3 separate regions of the Homo sapiens genome follow, and regions 2 and 3 are each linked to region 1. The links are chromatin loops, found by intact Hi-C in ENCODE. Cell type or tissue: Calu3. All regions are shown on one strand. Each heading gives the region's core, and the rest is flanking DNA. Links, peaks and the distances in the headings are about the cores only.

The links. Hi-C counts contacts between places; a loop is a spot of excess contacts. Peaks named below come from ENCODE experiments on the same cell type or tissue, not always from the same donor. Only the 100,000 strongest peaks of a DNase experiment are listed, where the experiment ranks them.
Region 2: a loop joins it to region 1, with 2.4 times the contacts of the local background. A loop is called at or near these places in 3 of 110 quality-filtered maps.
Region 3: it touches region 1 in a loop (4-fold over the local background); 28 of 110 quality-filtered maps call a loop at or near these places.

Annotation. Positions count from the first base shown.
Region 1 is chr7:79,289,641-79,297,537 of GRCh38, reverse strand. All of the region lies in intron 1 of MAGI2 (membrane associated guanylate kinase, WW and PDZ domain containing 2), which reads left to right. Among named protein-coding and RNA genes, the nearest start is that of MAGI2-AS3, 160 kb to the left of the region's middle. In Calu3, for the core only: no CTCF peak of the experiment used is centred there; a DNase peak (open chromatin) is centred at 3,647.
Region 2 is chr7:79,498,467-79,506,363 of GRCh38, reverse strand. No RefSeq gene overlaps it. Among named protein-coding and RNA genes, the nearest start is that of MAGI2, 49 kb to the right of the region's middle. In Calu3, for the core only: a CTCF peak has its summit at 3,926; no DNase peak of the experiment used is centred there.
Region 3 is chr7:80,016,025-80,023,921 of GRCh38, reverse strand. No RefSeq gene overlaps it. Among named protein-coding and RNA genes, the nearest start is that of GNAI1, 110 kb to the left of the region's middle. RefSeq lists an enhancer at 3,651-4,156. In Calu3, for the core only: a CTCF peak has its summit at 4,557 (motif pointing right); a DNase peak (open chromatin) is centred at 4,571.

The sequences.
Region 1 (7,897 bases), core at 1,734-6,733:
ATATTAATAAAATGAATGAATAGTATCTGACTAATTAGAATAAATTAAAATTTAACTGAGGCTCTTAGTCAACTGCCTTCTCGATGATAGTTCTCACATGGGAAGAGCCTGTAAATGACTGTGTGAATTCTTCCAGCTCTTTACTAGGATGGAAATGCAAGGAGAAGGCACTGAGCTCAATGCTTAATCTATTTTATTTCATCTAAAACATGCAATCCCCATCTATCTTGCTCATCTTCCTCCTGGCATCTCTAGTATTTTAATATCATAGTTTATCAATTTGAAAAATTACATCTTTTACATTTTTACATTTCTAAAATTGGGATGCATCTTTCAATTAATGGGAAATTGCAAACACTGTAGGCCAGGTGGTGGTTGTGATGTATGAATTTGTCATTGCCTGCACATGTGCAAACTTGATTGCTCTTCCTGCTGGCATGACTGAATGACTCCGTTCTCTTGAGGTTTCAACTTAATGAAATACTTAAGGGTTATTTTTTGTTTTACTTTATTTATAACTGACACATAATTGTACATATTTATGGGGTATGGTGTGATATTTCAATACATGTATTACACTGTATAATGTCAAATCAGAGTAATTAGCACATCCATCACTTTAAATACATATTATTTCTTTGTAGTGATATCATTCAAAATCCTCTCTTCTACCTATGTTGAAATATACCATAAACTATTGTGAGTTATAGTCATTCTATTGTGAAGTAGAACACCAGAATGTCTTCTTTCCATCCAACTGTAACTTTATGCCCATTGCCCAACCTTCCTCATTCTCCCCTCTCCTCTATACTAACCAGCCTCTGACAACCACCATTCTACTCTCTACTATGAATCAACTTTTCAGGATTCCACATATCCTTTTCAGGATCCCACCACCTGGCCCACAGTGTTTGCAATTTCCCATTATGAGCTCATGTGGTATTTGTCTTTTTGTGCCTGGCTTATTTTACTTAACATAATGTCCTCCAGGTTCATCCATGTTGCCACAAATGATAGGATTTTGTTCTGTTTTATGACTGAGGAGTGTTATATTGTGTATATATACCACATTTTCTCTATCCATGCATGTGTAGTTGGACACTTCAGCTGATTATGTCCTTGGCTATTATGAATAGTGCCACAATAAATACGGGAGTGCAGAGATCTTTTCAACACAACTGATTTCATTTCTTTCAGATATATACCCAGTAGTGGGATTGACAGATCATATGGTAGTTCTATCTTCAAATTATATGAAAAGGGGATATGATTTCTGATATTGTAGTCTGAAAACTTTCTATTACAACTTTAGATAAGATTAAAGGACCAGCAATAGCATCACAGAATGGGTGGAAATGACTTGGAAGAAAATCTACAGAGACAAGAGTGGAGCACTCTTTTTAGAGATGCCACAATATCAATGCTCTTGTGGCACAAAGAACAATATTGTACTGAAACATGGATTTGAACAACTCTGAGTTAATGCACAATTAGGAAAGTTAAATCCTGAATGTGAAGATTTTTAGGAATAGTTTCACTTTTCTTGTTTTCTGTTTTCATTTTCACTAGAACAGCATATGACAAATCTATGTCTAAATAAGCCTAAAATAATATTTTGAATAAATATATAAGTAAAATTCAAAGTAATAAGACATAATTTGTCACAATTTAATTGGAAGTGTGTTTTCTTCTTGATCACGTTTAAAATTATGATATATCTAATAATTGAAGGCATCTTACTATCACCGAAATGTGGTATTGTCTACCAAGTACCAAGCACAATGCTAGTCACTGCGGATACAAGAGTGTGAAAAAAAAATTCCTGCTTTCGTAAAGCTAGCCTGGCTTCACTAGCTGCACTACTCTACCACCTCCCCTAGACCAGAGGTAAATGAAGTAGTGATATAAGCCATTGTTTGAAAGTGTCTGGACAGGCATACTAAATAATCCTGGGAAGAATAGGAAGTATATTAACCATTTTCCCTTGACTCGACCGTGCCTGAAGGAGCTTTTAAAGAGGTAATTGAAAAGCAATTATATATTTAGCAAATATAATATGCTATGGATATTGTTAATGGTTGTACCAAGAAAATCTCTAAGTTGTATTTATTATTTCTTCCATTGGATATACTGCAGGTGATAGCACTGATTATTTTATACTGAAGTCACTTTTTGTCTTGATTTTGTACTTAAGTACCATAATGTATTCTGCAATCTTTGTCTATTCCTTCACTATCTGAACTCTGGTCTTAAAATATATAACACTTCTTTGGGCATGAGGACATATAAAATTAGCTCTAAAGTTTGTAACTAATGGATTTCCAATTAAGCTTGTCATTTACCTTTTTTTTGTTTTATAATGTTTTAAATTTTAAAATTTTCTGAAAAACCTGGAATTGCTGTTAGATTCTATGGCAAAATAAAACTCCATCAAGAAAAGATATATTTATTCTCCAGAGAATTTCATTAATTTCAACCACTAAAAGAACTACCACAATATGGCCAGTTGCGGTGGCTCAAGCCTGTAATCCCAGCACTTTGGGAGGCCGAGGCGGGCAGATCACGAGGTCAGGAGATCGAGACCATCGTGGCTAACACGGTGAAACCCCGTCTCTACTAAAAAAAAAAAAAGTACAAAAATTTAGCCGGGAGTGGTGGCGGGCGCCTGTAGTCCCAGCTACTCAGAAGGCTGAGGCAGGAGAATGGCGTGAACCCGGGAGGCGGAGCTTGCAGTGAGCCGAGATTGCGCCCCTGCACTCCAGCCCGAGTAACAGAGTGAGATTCCGTCTCAGAAAAAAAAAAAAAAAAAAAAAAAAGCTACCAAAATATAATCTTATTGTACATAATGAAACATAGCACAATTAAATTAAATGCTGACTTGATCAGGTCGGGTTATCACCTAGTATGTTCAAAAAGAAAAAGAATAAACTCCTCAGCAAGATATCCTAGACTGTCTACCAAGTGACTTCACTGAGACAGCCAAGTAAAAAGGACTCTCTGGAGAATCTCTGACAGACAGGCCTGTGCACTGAGAGGATGGGGCGGACCCATGGAAAGTTTGTGCTGTTTGCATTGGGGAGGAGCCTGGCTTCCCCTGTTCCATACTGGTAACCTAAGGTTCAATCGGTGAGATGGGGGCCTGTTAATGGGAACCTCTCTAGCTTTGCTGAGTTTTTTTTTTCCTTTTCTGCCCAATAAATTCTATTTTTCGCACCCTTCTATGTGTCCGCAAGCCTAATCTTTTCTGGTCACGTGACAAGAAAATGGTTTTTAGCTGAATTGAGGAGAAAGGAGAAAGTCCTACAACATCACCATACATATTCTTCATTATTTTCTTTTTCCTTTTTTTTTTTTTTTTTTGAGACGGAGTCTCACTCTGTTGCCCGGGCTGGAATGCAATGGTGCAATCTTGGCTCACTGCACCCTTTGCCTCCTGTGTTCAAGCAACTCTTTTGCCTCAGCCTCCTGAGGGGATTACAGACTCACGCCAGCACACCTGGCTAATTTTTATATTTTAAGTAGAAAAGGGGTTTCACCATGTTCGCCAGGCTAGTCTCGAACTGCTGGCTTCAAGTGATTCACCCTCCTTGGCCTCCCAAAGTTCTGGGATTACAGGCAAGAGCCACCACGCCCAGCCTCTTTACAACTTTTGTATATGAAGTACTGTTTGAAGGCGTTGGTGGTTGTATGCACAGCAACCAACACTGTGCCTACAGCATAAAAGGCGCTTGAGCAAATGTTTATTTAATGACTAGGAGGCCTGAGAGGTCTCCCGGTGTAGGCTTTGGAGCCAGACTGCATAGATTTAAATATTAGCTCTGTCCCTTGACCAGTGATTTTGGCTAAGTTACTTGCCTCCTAAACCATAAATTTTTCATCTGTCAAGTGGAAGTGAATGATTGTACATACCTTATAATGTCATTGTAAATTAAACTATAAAGTGCTTAGCTGCAAAGCCTAACACATAGGTGCCAGACAAATATTATCTACCATTGTTATACTTATCACTATTATTCTTACTTGAAGAACTATGTAGAAAATAATTATTGAAATCCATGCAACAACATTTAGCATACTTATTAAATGCAAACTGTGTGAAGCATTGTTCAAGATTCTGGAGTCTATATTTTAGGTAAGAAGCTAGACAATAAAGAAATAAATAATAAATGGGAAATTTTTATATACTTGTAAGTACTCTTGAAAATTAAATAGGGAAATATGAAAGAGAGCAGCTAGGGAATGAAAGAAGGGAATAAAGATTTTTCATTTTTTGTAACACTAGATGGTATGCTTAAGTAAGATCATAACTAAGAAGTGAATGATAAAAAGGAGTCAGGCTTACAAAGATTTCAGGGAAGAGGATTTCAGACAAGGGAACATAGAAAACAAAGGGTCTGATATAGGAATAAACATGCTCTGTTCAGGACCAGAACAAAAAACAACTGAAACAGTAAAGAAGTGGAAGAGCTATAAGGTCAAAGAGGGATAGTACATACTGACCCACAGAAAGCACTGTAGGACAGAGTGAGTGAGGAGTTTGAAATTTTTCCGGAGTGCAGTGGGAAATGAATCTAATTGTTTAAAGCAGTAATGTAGGTTGGAGGTAATGGCAAGCAACACCCAGCAGTGGCAGAAGAAAACAGAGGAAGCCGAAGACTTAATTAAGATGGGAATATTCCCTAAATTGATTCTCAGACTCAGGGCAATCCCTATCAAAATGACAGCTGAGGAGCTGCCTTTTTTTTTTTTTTTTTTTTTTTTTTTTTTGCAGAAATTGACAAAGTGGTCCAAAATTGATGTGAAGAAAGATAAAGGACCCAGAATAGGCAAAACAATCCTGAAAAAGAACAAAGATAGAGGGTACCTCCCAATTTTAAAACTTTTTTTTTCTTTTATTTTTTTTTGGTGGCAGGGTCTCACTCTGTCACCCAGGCTGGAGTGCAGTGGCATGCTCTCAGCTCACGGCAACCTCTGTTTCTCAGGTTCAAGTGATTCTGTTTGCCTTAGCCTCCTGAGTAGCTGGGATTACAGGCACATGCCACCAGACCTGGCTAATTTTTTATTTTTTTATTTTTTTTGGTAGAGACAGGGTTTTACCACACAGGCCAGGCTGGTCTCAAACCCCTGACCTCAAGTGATCTGCCTGCCTTGGCCTCCCAAAGTGCTAGGATTACAGGCATGAGCCACCGTGCCAACCCCAATTTTAAAACTTGCTACAAAGATACAGTAATCAAAACAATGTTGTACTGGCATAAATAAATAAATAAGTAAATAAATGAAATTGTATACAGACCAATGAAATGTTAAGAGTCAAGAAATAAACACCTACACTTATGGCAAATTCGTTTTTGACAAAATTGCCAAGACAATTTGTAGGTTTTTCAAAAAATGGTACTGAAATAACTGGATTTCCACATGTAAAAAAATGAAGCTGCTGGACCCCTGCGTCACATCACATATAAAAATTAACTATAACTGGATCATAGAGCATAGGTGAGAGCTAAAACTATAAAAGTTTTGGAAGAAAACATAGGAATAAGTCTTTGGATTAGGCAAACAAAAAATTTCTTAATCATGACAGTAAAATCATAAGTGAAAAAAAATCAGATAAATTGGCCTTCATCAAATTAAAAAAAATTGCTTTATAGGACACCATCAAGAAAATGAATGACAGTTCACAGAATGGGTGAAAATATTTGCAAATTGTATATTTGATAAGGGATTTATATATAGTCTATATAACAAACTCTTACAATTCAACAATAAAAAGACAAATGACTCAGTTTTTAAAATGGGTAAATTGGCCTGAATAGTCATTTCTCCAAGGACAGCATACAGATCCAATGAGCATGTGAAAAGGTGCTCAATATCATTAGTCATTATAGAAGTACAAATTTAAAACACAATGTGATATCACTTCATGCTCATTTGGATGTCTGTAACTTTTTAAAAATGGAAAATGAGTATTGGTGAGTATATGGAGAAAATGGAGCCCTGATACACTGCTGGTGGGATTGTAAAATTGTAGAGCTGTTTTGGAAAACAGTTTAGCATTTCCTCAAAATATTAAACAGAAAGTTGCCATAAGACCCAGTAATTCCACTCTTAGGTATATAACAAAAGAAATTGAAAGCATATGTCCACACAGAAACTTGTATACAAATGTTTATGAAAGCATGATTCATAATAACCAAAAGTTGGAAACAACCCAAATGTCCATCAATGGATGAATGGATAAATTGTGTGGTTTATACATACAATGGAATATTATTCATCCATATAAAGGAATGAAGTACTGATATATAGTACAACATACATGAACTTGAAAACGTTATGCTAAATGAAAAAAAGACACAAAAGACCACATATTGTTGATTCAATTTATATGAAATGTCCAGAATAGGAAAATCCACAGAGACAAAAAGTACATTAGTATTTGCCAAGGACTGGAAAAGTGGAGTGCGGGGAGTGATTACTAATGGGTACAGATCTTCTTTCTAAGGTGGTGAAAATATTTTATAATGATTCATAGTGATAGCTCCACAATTCTGTGACTAACTAAAAGCCACTGAATTGTAAGCTTCATTTTTTATGTTTTATCTATTTTTAAATCCCCGCGATTAGTAATGCAAATGACTTATACACTTTAAAACAACTATTTTATGGTATGTGCTTATATCTCAATAAAACTATTATTTTAAAAAACAGAAAGGGAGCATATTAGAACGATATTTTCCAGAAGATTCCTCTGGATTTGGTAGTTATTCATGATGACTTAATAGTTGTTTGGATGTAGGAGTTCAAAGGGTTTTATCCATCTATATGCTTGCAGCATCTAGAACCATATCGTGGAAAAGTAATGAACACTAAATGTGTGAAGAAATCACACATGAATAGATATTAGAAAAAATGAAGGCCACATTTAGCTATGTAGATGATGACATCATTCATTAAGCCAGAAAAAAAAATGAGGGAAAGCAAATTTGAGGTGAACATGGAGGAATGTTTATTTTTTGGCATCAATGGACGTATAGATGGATGCGTCTGTCATAAGCATTGAGAAAACTGTAATTTGTAGCAAAAAAGAACAGAGGTGAATAATATCAGACTCATCTTTATAATCTGACCATTCAAAAAAATTTAAAATTAAAAAGATTATGTACATAGTACATATATATACATATATATATATCCACAATTGTATTAATCATATTAAGATAGCAAAAGTGATCGAAGCTTAGTTTAAAGGAAAGTGGTGAGTTTAGCTTTTGATATGTTACTTTTGAGGTGGTACGAGAATAGGAGTTCTGTGAGGACAGGAAATTTCTGTGTTTTGCTTATCATTGTAACCAATAATAACAATAGCAATAGTACCCTTAGAAGTCACTAAACACATTTGTTGAATTAATAAAACCATTTTCAAGTATGCAATATGTAGTTAATATGTGATTTTTAAAATGGTAGAGTTGAGTTGGAGGCTGGGCATATAGATTTTGTATTACCAACATTAAAGATAATAACAAAAATCTTAGAGAAGAATAGATCACTTTAAAAAATGGGAAGAGCTGGAATCCCACCCAATATTTAAGAAATGGTTAAATGAAGAGAAATTATAACCCAAATTTGGTTTTCAAAATTACTTTTTATTTTTTAAATTTTTTTTTACAATTCTAAGACAGATATTAATTATATGATGCAAAGGCAGAAATAAAAAAGTGAACTAAAACTTGGAAATGTTTTAAGGTTCCTAAAATGACACTGCAGAAATGGAAATCAGATTTCCTGCTCTAACTGCTATAGGATAATTAAATCAATTTTCTAGTGAGATTATCTCGAGAAGTGGATGAGCTCCCTGCCCTAGTCCAGTGGTAACTGAATCCAAGAGATTCATCTATAT
Region 2 (7,897 bases), core at 1,804-6,803, 210 kb before region 1:
GAATAGTCAGTACAACTTACTAAAATCTTCAGTTAACAGGTTGACAGGCAAGGAAGAAAGGGAGGAAGGGAGGGCAGGAAATTGGACATCTTTTACATATTAAGCTAAATTAAAGTCTAGATAATTTAAAATTTATATATAAAGCAAACGAAACCCAAAAATACAGAACATGTAGGTAAATATTAATATATAGCATTGCTTGTACTTTTATGCCAGACACTGTGTCAAATCATTTAAATATACTCTTCATTCCTCACAAGTATTGAAAAGCACATTAATGTCATAATAAATCATCACCTAGTGAGAGATTACATAAGGAACAGAAGAAGGGTTTATAATTAAGAAATGTTTTAATGTTATGCATCCTCTTAGTAGATCTCAGGAAAAATTATATATTAGTTTCCATTGATGTTGAAAATTTGGAATTTGGCAAAATTGAACATATTCAGTAAAATAAGAATAATAAGGTGTATCTATTTTAATACCAAATCCAGCATCATGCTTACTGGAAAAACACTAGAAGAAACTTTTCTAAATTCAGTAACAAAATAAGGGTTACCATTATTACCTCTAGTATTTATCATTTATTAAGCATGAAAACAACCAGAAATTACAATGATTTCCTGATTTGCTATTTCTTACAGGGGAGTGGGGTTGGGGGTGGAGGGCAGTGCATCAGGACAGGAGGGGATAGGAATGTGAGATCAATTTTATTTGTTGTTTATAAATAGGGTTATACTAGGGTTATATGGAGTAGGGTAGGACATCATGCTCCATTACATATCTTGCCTTTGCCAATAAATCATGATTGGAAGTGATGTGCTTGATTCCTAGGCAGAAGATTTAACCACTAAAACATGATTAGTTTATAGATTATATTTCAAATCAGTAGGAAAAAGCATTCTTTTAAATAAGTGATGGTGTAAGAACAAGATAACTGTATAAGAAAAGGTAACATCAGATTCACTCCTCGCACCAACCACCAGGCTGAATTACCAACGGATCAGAGATAGGAATGTAAAAATTAAACTAATCTAAAATTGGCAAGAGCTGAGCTGGAAAGAACTGAGCTGCCAGGTGTCGAGTGGTAAATTAGGACAACAAACCAAATTCACACACCGAGATATTTTAAGCAAGAAGCTAAACAGGAAAAAAGCACCAAAAGCACTAGCTCCCCAGTGTTTTATTTTTCCCTGGCAGTGGCCCAGGGCAAAGGTCAGATGTATCAGTGCAGATGGGGGGAAACTTCACACTGCCCAGGGAGCCCAAAACAAAAGTCTCCTGCCTTTGTACACCCCTGCGAGCCAGGAGAGGGAGACAAGAAAGGTCTAGAAGTGGAAAAGTACTGAATGGTGAGTCAGAGTGGAGAGAAGTGTCTTCAAGCCCTCCTGATAAGCGGTGTTGGTGACAAAGGCCTCTGAGAAAGCATTTAGCCAAGCCTGTTCCGCCACCCACTCCCACAACAAGGAGACCTCCAAGTGGAGGCATTTGGGTTAGAAATACAGAAATCTTAAGAACCTTGGGGTGGGAAGGAGTGCCGAGTTCTTAACTGCAACTCCTTCCAGACTGCACAGAGTCTCAGACTGCGGGGCAGCTTTGCTCCATGAGGCCTGCCAGGTAAAGGCTGTGTAACTGTCTATGTTTTCACCAAAATATCACACATAAGGTTTTTGTTTTGTTTTGTTTTTTGTTTTTTTGAGACGGAATCTTGCTCTGCTCACACAGGCTGGAGTGCATTGGAGTAATCTCAGCTCACTGCAGCCTCCCCCTCCTGGGTTCAAGCAATTCTCCTGCCTCAGCCTCCTGAGTAGCTGAGATTACCAGTGTGAGCCACCGCACCTGACCTACACACAGGTTTTGCTATGGAGCCAGACTACTCACAAACAATCATGTGTGAATTATCCTATAAACCAGAAGTGAGGAATTATTTTCTAATCATAACCCCAAACCCAGAAGCAATATGAGAAAAGACAGACACATTTGGTTACACAAAAATAAGATAAAACTTTACATAGAAAAATATACCATGAGCCAAGTTAAAGGACAATGAAAAACTGAAAAAAAAAGATTTATAATGGTACAAAGTGTTACTATCTCAATGTATAAAGAACTTCCAAATGATAAAAATAAACATTAAAAGAGCCAACAATGTGATAGAAAAATGAGCTAGAAAAATGAAGAGACAGTTAAAAATGCCAATGACTCCTACCCATATGAAAATATGCTTAGTATCATTCATAATAAGAGAAATGCAAATTAATGCTACATTGATATGTTTCTCACATACAAGATTGGAAAACCAGAAGCTTAACGATATAGTGTGTTGATGAGACTATGAATAAACAGGTACTGTCATTACTCACTATTCAAACTGTAAAATAGTAAAATGCCTTGAACCAGATATTAGAAATATTCAGCAAAATTGAATATATATTTACCCTTTGAGCAAGCAATTCCACTTCTATGAACACAGGTGTAAACTGCATGGGCCTACTTACACTCAATTTTTTTCAATAAAAGTTACACCTAGTATGCCTGCCTCTTCTGCTTTCCCTTCCACCTCCTCCACCTCTTCTGCCTCTGCCACTCCTGAGACAGAAAGACCAACCCCTCCGCCTCCTCCTCCCCCTTCTCCTCTTCCTCAGTCTACTCAATGTGAAGATGATGAAGATGAAGACCTTTATGATGGTCTACTTTTATTTCATGAATTGTAAATAAATTTTCTCTTCTTTATGATTTCAATAATATTTCCTTTAGCTTACTTTAAGAATATAGTGTATAATAAAAATAATATATAAATATGTGTGAAATGACTGTTTATGTTATTTGTAAAATTTCTAGTCAACAGTAGGCTATTAGTAGTCATGTTTTTGGGGAGTCAAAAGTTATAGGTGAATTTTCAACTGCATAGGGTGTCAATGCCCCTAACCCCTGTGTGATTCAAAGGTCAAATACAGGTATATGTAGTTGATGTATATATATATATATATATATATATATATATATATATATACACACACACACACACACACACACACACACACACACACACACACCATGATACATAGTTGATGCTCCTAACACAGGAGTTAGGGTCATCAACAGCCCATACAAACATATATACATATATGACCTTTGACCCTTGAGAGAGAGATAGAGAGAGAGAGAGATACTTTATTTAGTCTTACTCATATATATATGAGTAGAACTGTATAAACTTAGGTATATGCACATTATAGGGTACTATGCAACTTTGCAATGGAATTGGAAATATCTATATATAATACTATGAAATAATATCCTAGATACCTTGTTAAATGAAATGCTAAGAGCAAGTCTGGCAGATAATCCTCAAGTATCTGTTCCATCAGGTGGCTGAAGAGAACTAGGTCACCCATGGTTATATCTCCTTCCCAGGTAAAAGCGGCATAGAAAGACCTGTCTCCCTTCCCTCAATCAGAGTATCTCTGGAGGGTCAATCCATCTTCACATCTCCCCAGAAGATCAACTGAGGCTTCTGTTGAGACTGGATTGAGTTCTTGTTCTCTTTCTGGAAAATCTTGCTTCTTTCCCTTCCGCTCCAGAGGTGTTGATCCCCCAAAACCTAAATAAACCACCTGTATACTAATCTCCATCACAGATTCTGATTCCCTAAGAATCTAACCTGGCACAGGTAGTACCAGGAGTAACTCAAGAAAGCCATACTTGGATGGGAATTTGAAGCTGCTTTGCTCCCCACCACATGGCAATCTGTAAGTGGAGTACAGATAATCCCTTTCACAACTGGGCAGCACAGTTGTTGAAACAATCGTGGAGTACTGGGGTGGCATACCAAAGGATGTGAATGCCTTAGCTGGCACAGTGTAAAGCTGCTGGAGAAATACGGAGAGAAACTGCAATTATAAGAATAGTGGAATTGAATGGTTTTTACTAAGCTCACTCTGAGTAAGATAATATATAGGCAAGTGTGATTAATTAGCAATTAAAAAACTAACTGTGAAAGCCTTAGTGCCTCCTAGTGGTATACAAGAAGGCTCTCATCTTCCAGAAGTGAACACAGGACAAAGTCAAGATTTAATTATCAGATTAGCCTAGCTGCAAAGGATGAACTCCCAATTATGGCAAATATATGCTATTTCAAGGTTCAGACCATTTTGGGGAAACAATGGGACCTTGAGGCATCATGGGTGTATCTAGGCTGATACTCCTGAAAATTCTCATAATGACAAGTATAAATGGTCACCAGTCTCAGTCTTTTCCTAAAAGGACCTGCAGTCATTTACTTTGGTAACTGCATGTTAGGAAAAGGAAAATACTCAAACATTTTAGAAAGTACTGGAACAATAGTCAAGACATGTTAAAAGATGATATGAGCAGATATTTCACAGAGTGGGATAAACAGATGGCAAACAAGCACAGGAAAAGATGCACAATATCATTAGTCATTATGGAAATACAAATTAAAATCAAAATTAAATATCACTATACATCAATCAGAATGGCTAAAATAAAAAAATAGTGACAACACCATATGCTGACAACTATGTAGAGAGACTGGGATATAAAGTTTTACAGCCAGTCTGGAAAACAGTATGGCAGTTTCTTAAAGAACTGAACATGCAACTACCATATGATTTACCAATTGAATTCTTGGGCATTTATCACAGAGAAATTAAAACTCATGTTGACACAAAAACCTTTATATGAATGCTCATTGCACCTTTATTTGTAATAGGCAAAATCTGGAAACAACCCAGATATCCTCCAAAATAATTAAGCACGCTGTGGTATAATCAGATCATAGAATACTACCCAGCAATAAAAAGAAAGACTATCAATACATGCAACAACCTGGATAAATCTCCAGAGAATTACAAGGAGTGAAAAAAGCCAATTCCAAACATATAATATCTGTTTCCATTTACACATTATTACTTAAATGTCATAATTACAGAAAAGGAAAACAAGAGTTAAGGAGGAGATGGAGGTGGAAGTAAAGTGGATGTGAGTTTAAAAGGGCAACATGAGGGATCCTTGTGGTGATGGAAACATACTTGATCTTGAGTGAATCTATGTCAATATCCTCATTTTTCTATTTTACCATAATTTTGCAATAGCTCACCAATGAGGGAAACTGTACAAAAGGTATACAGGATCTATGTCTATTATTTATTACAATTTCATGTTAATTTACAATTACCTCAAAATAGAAAGTTAATTTAAAAAAGGTTTCAGGCTGTGATGTAAGCCTCTCTGCAGATGTCATGATATTAGAGGTTATCACTGGTGGGAAAATACATGATGTGGAGTTCATGACTTTTCCCAATCAGAGAACTATAACTCAGATCATAGGGGTCCTGTAGCAAGGTCATGGGATATGAAGCATTGAATTATAGGCCTTTTGGGAACACCCCTTGGTGTACAGCTAGGACCTGGTAGAGATAGCATGCCTAATCATGGAAGACTATGTGACTGTGAAGCCAACTTTGATATATTTATACAGTGCAACAATACTCAGCAATAAATACAGAATGAACTACCTACACAAAAGAATATGAATGAATCTCAAAACTTTTTGCTGAATGAAAGAAGACTGACACAAAATAATACATACTGCAAAATTCCACTTAAGTGAATTTCTAGTACTGAAAAAATAATTTTTAGTGTTATAAATTAGATTAAGTGTTGTTTGGGGTTGAAGTAAAAACAGACTAATTCTAAGGAGGCAGAGGGAGTCTATGGGGTGGTAGGAATGTGCCGTATCCTGCCTTGGGTAGTAGTTACATGGATTTTTACATTTGTCCAGGCTCATTAAACTGGACAGGTAACGTGTGAGCATTCTTTTGCGTGCAATAAAATTGTTTAATAAAAGGACTCAAAACCAATTTGAATGAGCCCCCACTGGCAAAAGACAGGAGAATTGGGGCATTGTCTTAGTTTTTGTGTTGCTACAAAGGAAAACCTGAACATGGGTAATTCATAAGGAAAAAATATTTGGCTCATGATTCTACAGGCTGTACAAGAAACATGGTGACAGCATCTGATTATGGTGAGAAATTCAGGCTGCTTCCACTCAGGGCAGAAAGGGAGGGCCGGGCGCGGTGGCTCACGCCTGTAATCCCAGCACTTTGGGAGGCCGAGGCGGGTGGATCATGAGGTCAGGAGATCGAGACCATCCTGGCTAACAAGGTGAAACCCCGTCTCTACCAAAAATACAAAAAATTAGCCGGGCGCGGTGGCGGGCGCCTGTAGTCCCAGCTACTGGGGAGGCTGAGGCAGGAGAATGGCGTGAACCCGGGAAGCGGAGCTTGCAGTGAGCCGAGATTGCGCCACTGCAGTCCGCAGTCCGGCCTGGGCGACAGAGCGAGACTCCGTCTCCAAAAAAAAAAAAAAGAAAAAAAAAAAGAAAGGGAAGGGAGCTGGTGTGTGCAGAGATCACATGATGAGAGAGCAAGCAAGAGAAAGGAGGGAGATGTCAGGCTCTTTTTAATTACCAGCTCTCGTGGGAACCTACAAATCAAGAATGCACTCATTATCATGAGGATGACACTAAGCCGTTCATGAGGGATCCATCATTTGAGCCAAACACCTCCCCTTAGGCCCCACATCCAACACTAGGAATCAAATTTTAACATGAGGTTTGGAGGGAGGCTGAGGCTGGAGAATCACTAGAACCTGGGAGGGGGAGGTTGCAGTAAGCCGAGATCACGCCATTGCACTCCAGCCTGGGTAACAAGAGCGAAACTCCATCTCAAAAAAAAATTATATATATATGTATATGTATATATGTAAATATGTATATGTATGTATATTTATATATACATGTATATATGTGTATATATGTATATGTATGTATATTTAAAGTATGGCAATCCCCCAAGCTCTGGAGTTTAACCCCTCTGCACCTCTGGCTCATTTGCCCTATAGCTTCAGGGAAGGTACTCACAGCAGGTGAAAATTTAGGCAGTGTGCTTGCCATAAGATGCTGTCAGGTCCAATGAGTTTGATTTCTCATGGAACTGTCCGTTGCATCAATGGTTAAAATTAGAGCTTGGTTAAGCTATTATGATGCCCCAGAATCAGAAGCATCTTCTACATTATCAATGAATGTTAATATCAGTATTCCACATATAGAGTATACTTCATAAAAATGTGATTATATCTATAAATCTTGAATGAATTTCTGCATATAATCATCAGTCTCAGGAAAGAAGAAAGGAAGGAAGAGAAGAAAGAAGGAAGGAAAGAAAGAAGGAAGGAAGAAAAATTAGAAGGGAGGGAGGAGGAAAAAAGCTTTTATCAGGTATGTGAAGAAATTTGAATGTTGACTCAATATTTGATGATTTTTAGAAATTATTAATAAAGCTGGAGGCCTTACACTACCAGCCTTCGAAATATACTACACAGTTGTAGTAAGCGAAACAGTATAGTATTGGCATAAAAACAGACACATAGACCAATGTAACCGAATGGAGGACACAAATATAAACCCATGCACTTACAGCCAACTCATTTTGACAAAGGTGCCAATAACACTCATTGGGGAGAGGACAGTCTCTCTAAAAAATGGTGTTGTGAAAATTGGATATTTATATGCAGAAAAATGACACTAGACCTCCACCTCTCACCCTATACAAAAAATCAACTCAAAATTAATCAAAGATGTAAATGTAAGACCTGAAACAATAAAACTACTAGAAGAAAATGTATGGAAAATGCTTTAGCACATTGACATGGGAAAAGATTTTATGAATGACTTCTAAAGCACATGTAACAAAAGTGAAAAATAAAAACCCAACAACAAATAGGGTTATATTAAACTAAAAAGTTTCTGCACAGGAAACAATCAACAGAGTGAAAAGACAGCCTACAGAATAAGAGAACATATGTGCAAATT
Region 3 (7,897 bases), core at 1,760-6,759, 730 kb before region 1:
ATGTTGAACCAGCCTTGTTTCCCAGGGATGAAGCCCACTTGATCATGGTGGATAAGCTTATTAATGTGCTGCTGGATTCAGTTTGCCAGTATTTTATTGAGGATTTTCACATCAATATTCATTAGGGATATTGGCCTGAAATTTTCTTTTTTGTGTTTTGTGTTATGTTTCCTAGGTTTTGTCATCAGGATGATGCTGGCTTCATAAAAAGACTTTAGAAGGAATGGTACCAGCTCGTCTTTGTACCTCTGGTAGAATTCAGCTGTGAATCTCTCTGGCCCTGAGCTTTTCTTTAGTGGAAGGCTATTAATTATTGCCTCAATTTCAGAACTTGTTATTGCTCTATTCAGTGATTCAACTTCTTTCTGGTTTAGTCTTGGGAGGGTGTATGTGTCCAGGAATTTATCCATTTCTTCTAGATTTTCTAGTTTATTTGTGTAGAGGTGTTTATAGTATTTTCTGGTGGTAGTTTGTATTTCTGTGGGATCAGTGGTGATATCCCCTTTATCATTTTTTATTGTGTCTATTTGATTCTTCTCTCTTTTCTTCTTCATCATTCTGGCTAGTGGTCTATCTATTTTGTTAATCTTTTCAAAAAACCAGCTCCCAGATTCATTGATCCCTTGAAGGGTTTTTCGTGTCTCTATCTCCTTCAGTTCCGCTCTGATCTTAGTTATTTCTTGTCTTCTGCTAGCTTTTGAATTTGTTAGCTCTTGCTCTAGTTCTTTTCATTGTGATTTAAAGTGTCGATTTTAGATCTTTCCTGCTTTCTCCTGTGGGCATTTAGTGCTATAAATTTCCCTCTAAACACTGCTTTAGCTGTGTCCCAGAGATTTTGGTACATTGTGTCTTTGTTCTCACTGATTTCAAATAACTTATTTATTTCTCCCTTAATTATGTCATTTACCCAGTAGTCATTCAGGAGCAGGTCATTCAGTTTCTCTGTTGTTGTGTGGTTTTGAGTGAGTTTCTTAATCCTGAGTTCTAATTTGACTGCACTGTGGTCTGAGAGAGGGTTCCGTTATTTTGCATTTGCGAGGAGTGTTTTACTTCCAATTTTGTGGTCAATTTTAGAATAAGTGCAATGTGGTGCTGAGAAAAATGTATATTGTGTTGATTTGAGGTGGAGAGTTCTGTAGATGTCTATTAGGTCCGCTTGGTCCAGAGCTGAGTTCAACTCCTGAATACCCTTGTTAATTTTTTGTCTTGTTGATCTGCCTAATATTAACAGTGGGGTGTTAAAGTCTCCCACTATTATTATGTGGGAGTCTAAGTCTCTTTGCAGGTTTCTTAGAACTTGCTTTATAAATCTGGGTGCTTCTGTATTGGGTGCATCCATGTTTAGGATAATTAGCTCTTCTTGTTGCATTGATCCCTTTACCATTATATAATGCCCTTCTTTGTCTTTTTTGATCTTTGTTGGTTTAACGTCTGTTTTTTCAGAGACTAAGATTACAACTCCTGTTTTTTTTTCCTCTCCATTTGCTTGGTAAATATTTCTCCATCCTTTTATTTTGAGCCTATGTGTGTTTTCGCATGTGAGATGGGTCTGCTGAATACAGCACAACGATGAGTCTTGACTCTTTATTCAATTTGCCAGTCTGTGTCTTTTAATTGGGGCATTCATTCCATTTACATTTAAGGTTAATATTGCTATGTGTGAATTTGATCCTGTCATTATGATCCTAGCTGGTTATTTTGCCCACTAGTTGATGCAGTTTCTTCATAGTGTCGATGGTCTTTGCATTTTGTTATGTTTTTGCAGTGGCTGCTACTAGTTTTTCTTTTCCATATTTAGTGCTTCCTTCAGGAGCTCTTGTAAGGCAGGCCTGGTGGTGACAAAATCCCTCAGCATTTGCTTTTATGTAAAGGATTTTATTTCTCCTTCACATATGAAGCTTAGTTTGGCTGGATATGAAATTCTGGGTTGAAAATTCTTTTCTTTAAGAATATTGAATTTTGGCCTCCACTCTCTTTTGGCTTGTAGAGTTTCTGCAGAGAGATCTGCTGTTACTCTGATGGGCTTCCCTTTGTGGGTAACCTGACCTTTCTCTCTGGCTGCCCTTAACATATTTTCCTTCATTTCGAACTCGGTGAATCTGTCGGTTATGTGTCTTGGGGTTGCTCTTCTCAAGGAATATCTTTGTGGTGTTCTCTGTATTTCCTGAATTTGAATGTTGGCCTGTCTTGCTAGGTTGGAGAAGTTCTCCTGGATAATATCCTGAAGTGTGTTTTCCAACTTCATCCCATTCTCCCTGTCACCTTCAGGTACAGCAGTGAAACGTAGGTTTGGTATTTTCACATAGTCCTATATTCCTTGTAGGCTTTGTTCCTTTTCATTCTTTTGTCTCTAATCTTGTCTTCAAGCCTTATTTCATTAAGTTGGTCTTCAATCTGATATCCTTTCTTATGCTTGATTGATTCGGCTACTGATAATTATGCATGATTCACTAGGTTCTCATGCTGTGTTTTTCAGCTCCATCAGGTTATTTATGTTCTTCTCTAAACTGGTTATTCTGTTTAGCACTTCCTGTAACCTTTTAGCAAGTTTCTTAGCTTGCTTGCATTAGGTTAGAACATGCTCCTTTAGCTCAGATGAGTTTGTTATTACCCACGTTCTGAAGCCTACTTCTGTCAATTTGTCAAACTCCTTCTCTGTCCAGTTTTGTTCCCTTGCTGGTGAGGAGGTGTGATCCTTTGGAGGAGAAGAGGCATCCTGGTCGTTGGAATTTTTAGCCTTTTTGCACTGTTTTTTCCTCATCTTTGTGGATTTGTCTGCCTTTGGTCTTTGATGTTGGTGACCTTCAGATGGGGTTTTTGAGTGGTTGTCCTTTCTGTCAATGTTGATGCTATTGTTTCTGTTTGTTAGTTTTCCTTCTAACAGTCAGGCATCTCTTCTGCAGGTCTGCTGGAGTTTCCTGGAGGTCCAATCCAGACCGTGTTTGCCTGGGTATCACCAGCGGAGGCTGCAGAACAGCAAAGATTGCTGCCTGCTCCTTCCTCTGGAAGCTTTGTCCCAGAGAGGCACTCTCCAGATGCCAGCTGGAGTTCTCCTATAGGAGGTGTCTGTTGACCCCTGCTGGGAGATGTCTCCCCGTCAGGAAGCACAGGGGTCAGGGACACACTTGAGGAGGCAGTCTGTCCCTTAGCAGAGCTTGAGTGCTGTGCTGAGAGATCCTCTGCTCTCTTCAGAGCTGGCAGGCAGGAATGTTTAAGTCAGCTGAAGCTGTGCCCACAGCCACCCCTTCCCCCAGGTCCTCTGTCCCAGGCAGATGGCAGTTTTATCTATAAGCTCCTGACTGGGGCTGCTGCCTTTTTTTCAGAGATGCCCTGCCCAGAGAGGAGGAATCTAGAGAGGCTGTCTGGCTACAGTGGGTTTGCGGTGCGGTGGTTGGCTCTGCCCAGTCTGAACTTCCCAGAGGCTTTGTTTACACTGTGAGGGGAAAACCGCCTACTCAAGCCTCAGTAATGGTGGACGCCCCTCCCCCCAGGCTTGAGTGTCCCAGCTGGACTTCAGACTGCTGTGCTAGCAGCGAGAATTTCAAGCCAGTGGGTCTTAGCTTGTTGGGCTCTGTGGGGGTGGGATCCACTGAGGAAGACCACTTGGCTCCCTGGCTTCAGCCCCCTTTCCAGGGGAGTGGAGGGTTCTGTCTTTCTGGCGTTCCGGGTTCCACTGGGGTACAAAAGAAATTCCTGCAGCTAGCTCGGTGTCTGCCCAAATGGCTGCCCAGTTTTGTGCTTGAAACCCAGGGCCCTGGTGGTGTCAGCACCCAAGGGAATCTCCTGGTCTGTGGGTTATGAAGACCATGGGAAAAGTGTAGTATCTGGGCCGGATAGCTCCATCCCTCACGGCACAGTCCCTCACGGCTTCCCCTGGCTAGGGGAGGGAGTTCCCCTACCCCTTGTGCTTCCCAGGTGAGGCAACGTTCCACCCTGTTTTGGCTCACCCTCTGTGGGCTGCACCCACTGTCTAACCAGTCCCAGTGAGATGAGCTGGGTACCTCAGTTGGATATGCAGAAATCACCTGCCTTCTGCATTGGTCTTGCTGGGAGCTGCAGACTGGAGCTGTTCCTATTCAGCCATATTACCTGTGAGTCCTACTATCTTATTTTTAAAATACAGTTTTTCTTGTTTATTTTACTAGAGAACTTACTAGCAAAGCAATCCACTGCTTTACTCTTGGTAACTTTCGTTCTGGTCTAACTTGGGAAACTGTGGCCATGACACAGGAAATTTTACAAGTAACTGCATGATCTCAGATATTACATCACTATGTCATATTCTTCCTCTGAAGCACAATGGATTATGGCTTCTTTAAAACTCTAAAACAGTCTGGGGAAAATATTGGAAAATATAATAGTCCCATGCCTACACTTCTCTTTTAAAGCCCAGGCTTTAAGTATGACGAGGCATAAGTAAAATAATGAGTTTTTCCATTTTTGCCTTTCCTCCCCGTCCCCCAACCTACCTTCAAACTTTCATCATCTGTGCTTGTTCCTGACTTCCTGGCCACCTATGGTGCTCTCCTGCCAGATTGTCTTCCTCCATGTTGGCCACAAGGTGGCGCTCTCAACGCTCATCTATATATATTCCACTATCACTGAGACCCTCACTACAATGAACCCCCTGTGAATGTGATTCTGTCTCTCCCAAGCGTTCTGAGGTTGTTTAGACAGTGTTAACAGGACTAATCTGATAAGTGAATTTTCATATTGGAGAAAGACTAAGAAAATGTTCAAGGACTTACTTTCTCAGTGTTACAGTCATTGTTTTCTGACTCAAGAGTTCTTTGCTTAGAGGAAAGTGACTCCGATGTTGAATTACATTACATATATTCTTGCATACTACATGTGTTCATGAAGCTATCCCTGATTTTGATAGGGGATTTGGCGATAAATTTCAAAGTAAAGTAGGGTTTCTACTTCTCGCTTATCTTTGTCCTAAACACATTTTCTTGCTCTCCAGACATCTTGAAATTTGAATATATAAACAAAGTGTAGGTAGAAGGGGTATTATGTGATAGAAAGTGGCTGCCTTTGAAATCAAAACATGTTTGAGTCCCTACTCAGTCACTTACTATATGGGTGATCTTGGTTGATTCTTTTAAAGTCTGTTATCTTAAACTGTATTATCTCAAATGGAGGTCATAATGCTTTATCTCTTTTGTAGGTTCTTTATCTCTTTTTTGTGTCTCTTTATGTCTTTTGTAGGCTCATTGCAAATCTTAAATGATCCATTTTATACAAAAATGTGTAACGTGTATTCTTTTATTCAACAAATACTTACAGATTGCCAATATCTGCCTTTTACTCTGTGCCAAAAAAGAAAGTTATTGATCTTATAATTTTATCTTCAAATTTCACAATTTTTCTCCTGGCTTCAATTACCTGGAAATATTATTATTACCAGGAAAGAGTATGTAATATCATATGACATACTGATATGGTCCATGCATGTTATTCAATGATGAAATATCTTCATTATCTTCGTGATACACCCTTTTTTTCCTTTGTGGTTGAACTGTTCTCTCCATATGATATAATCCTCATAGAATCTACAGGAAAACAGTCTCTGATTCCCTACGTCAACATCACTTTGTGCACACTGTATTGAATTGTGAATGTCTGCTCTATACATGTGTTTCTCTTAACAGACTTAGGGCAGTGACTACTAGACATTATTCACTTTTGCATCCTCCTCACTTAGCATAGTAACGTCAAAGTAATTGTTTTCAGAAAGTTGGTTCAGGACTCATTAATGGATAATTTCAATGAGTCATTAAGTATGGCCACTAAGCTTCCAACAGACAGGCACAAATTCACTTATCCTTCAATTTTACTAATATTGCAGAAATGGATGCTTTAAATTTTACTAAAATATTCTTAAAATCTATAATTAGAGAATTCCATAGAAAACAGATTATCTGTTACATATTGATCATAAAACTCCGTAGCATGAAAGTCATATAATACATGTGATTATTGTGATTATTATTTTTGTGATGATAACTACTGGATCTAGGCCTTTATGCTAAGGAACAATATGTCGCATTATCTCAGAAATAACACATTTTTACTATTAAAAATGTATTGCCTGACATTATAAATTTCTAATATGGTAAACTACTTAAAATTATCCATCATAAATTTATTAAAGACTGAAAATGTTTGTGAATTAGGTCATTTTGCAGAGTCTTATGCCCTGGAATGGTTAATATTTATAAGTTATAATAATTTATATTTCCCCAAATATAAATTTTATTGACAAAATATGGGTCCTATTTTTCATTTGCAACTATACAACCCAAAGTGAAAAGCACAGGCATGCTGGGTGTGTTGTTGCCATGCATGTCACTAATTACAAGGCCCAGAGTGCTGAGGAATAGCAGGGGTTTTACATCCTTTGTCTGGTGAAGTCTGTCTGCATGAGATGGAGTTCAACGAGGTTTTTAGCATATTATTCTCATTAAACCATGCAGGAATTTCATTTCACAAATCCAATTAATACAAACAGATGGTTGGTGGCAAAATCTCTGCCTGTTACACCAAAATTTTTCATTTACTTTGCAGAGTGAAAATTCAGAGCTCACTGAACTTCAGGATGGAACTATCCCAGGCAGAGTGAGTCAGGCAAACTGTAGGCACTTTGGGCAAGAATGCATATTCTCTGCCAAGGCATCACTTATTTTACAGGGAAAAAACAGGTAAATTTTGAAAATATGTTTACACTTTTAACTTTCACTAGAAAATTTGAAGCACCTCGGAATTTTACAATTAATTGAAGCATTGGTGACTTTCTATTTTTAAAAAGACAAGTATTTAAAAAACTCTACGAAGCTTAGTGTAGGTCAGTACTATTCACAAATTTAAAATAAAGTGGTTTATAGAGAAAAAAGTGTTGTTATCCAGCATTCTCTTGTTGGGATTTTTAATTGCCAGTTTTTCCTCTGGGTTTTCTATACTCCTAAGCTAGACCTCATTCAGTAATGAGATACGTAGAAGAAGAAGGAACGTTACTCTTGGATATAAACGCAGAAAAAATGATTTTTAAAAACCAAAGATGCGGCCGGACGCGGTGGCTCATGCCTGTAATCCCAGCACTTTGGGAAGCCGAGGCGGGTGGATCAGGAGGTCAGGAGATCGAGACCACCCTGGCTAACATGGTGAAACCCGGTCTCTACTAAAAATACAAAAAATTAGCCGGGCGCCGTGGTGGGCGCCTATAGTCCCAGCTACTCGGGAGGCTGAGGCAGGAGAATGGCGTGAACCCGGGAGGCGGAGCTTGCAGTGAGCTGAGATCGCGCCACTGCACTCCAGCCTGGGCGAAAGAGCGAGACTCCGTCTCAAAGAACAAAAAACAAACAAACAAACAAAAAACAGAGATGCTTTAGAAACTAACAGTATATCCAAAAGCAGCCTAGGATAGACAATCATTGTTAGATTATTTTTTCAAAATTGGAGGAGTATGAATATCACTTACTGTAAGCAAAAGACAAAAGTTTTCTGAGGCTGACTTTTTCTCTCTCCTTCCTTTATAATAGGCAACTTCTGAATTAGTGACACTATAACTCTCCTCTTAAAAACATTCATAAAAAATATATTTGCTAAAAAGGAAGCAGAAATCTTGCTGAGAAACTAATTTTGAAGGAATACCAAGTGAATATTTATGAAGATACTGTGGGATATTCCTTGGGAAAAATGCTCTTAAAGCATTATATTTACTAGCTACTTACGGATCCTTAGAATAGACTGGGATGAAAAGTTAGCACATCTTTGCTAGATATCCTGAATGCTAACAATATGTCAGTGAGTGTCAGGGCTGACATTGTAATATAAGCATTGAGATCTTCAGAGTTTCTTGGTTGGTTTCAATATTCTCTTTTCAATGGTCGTAGAA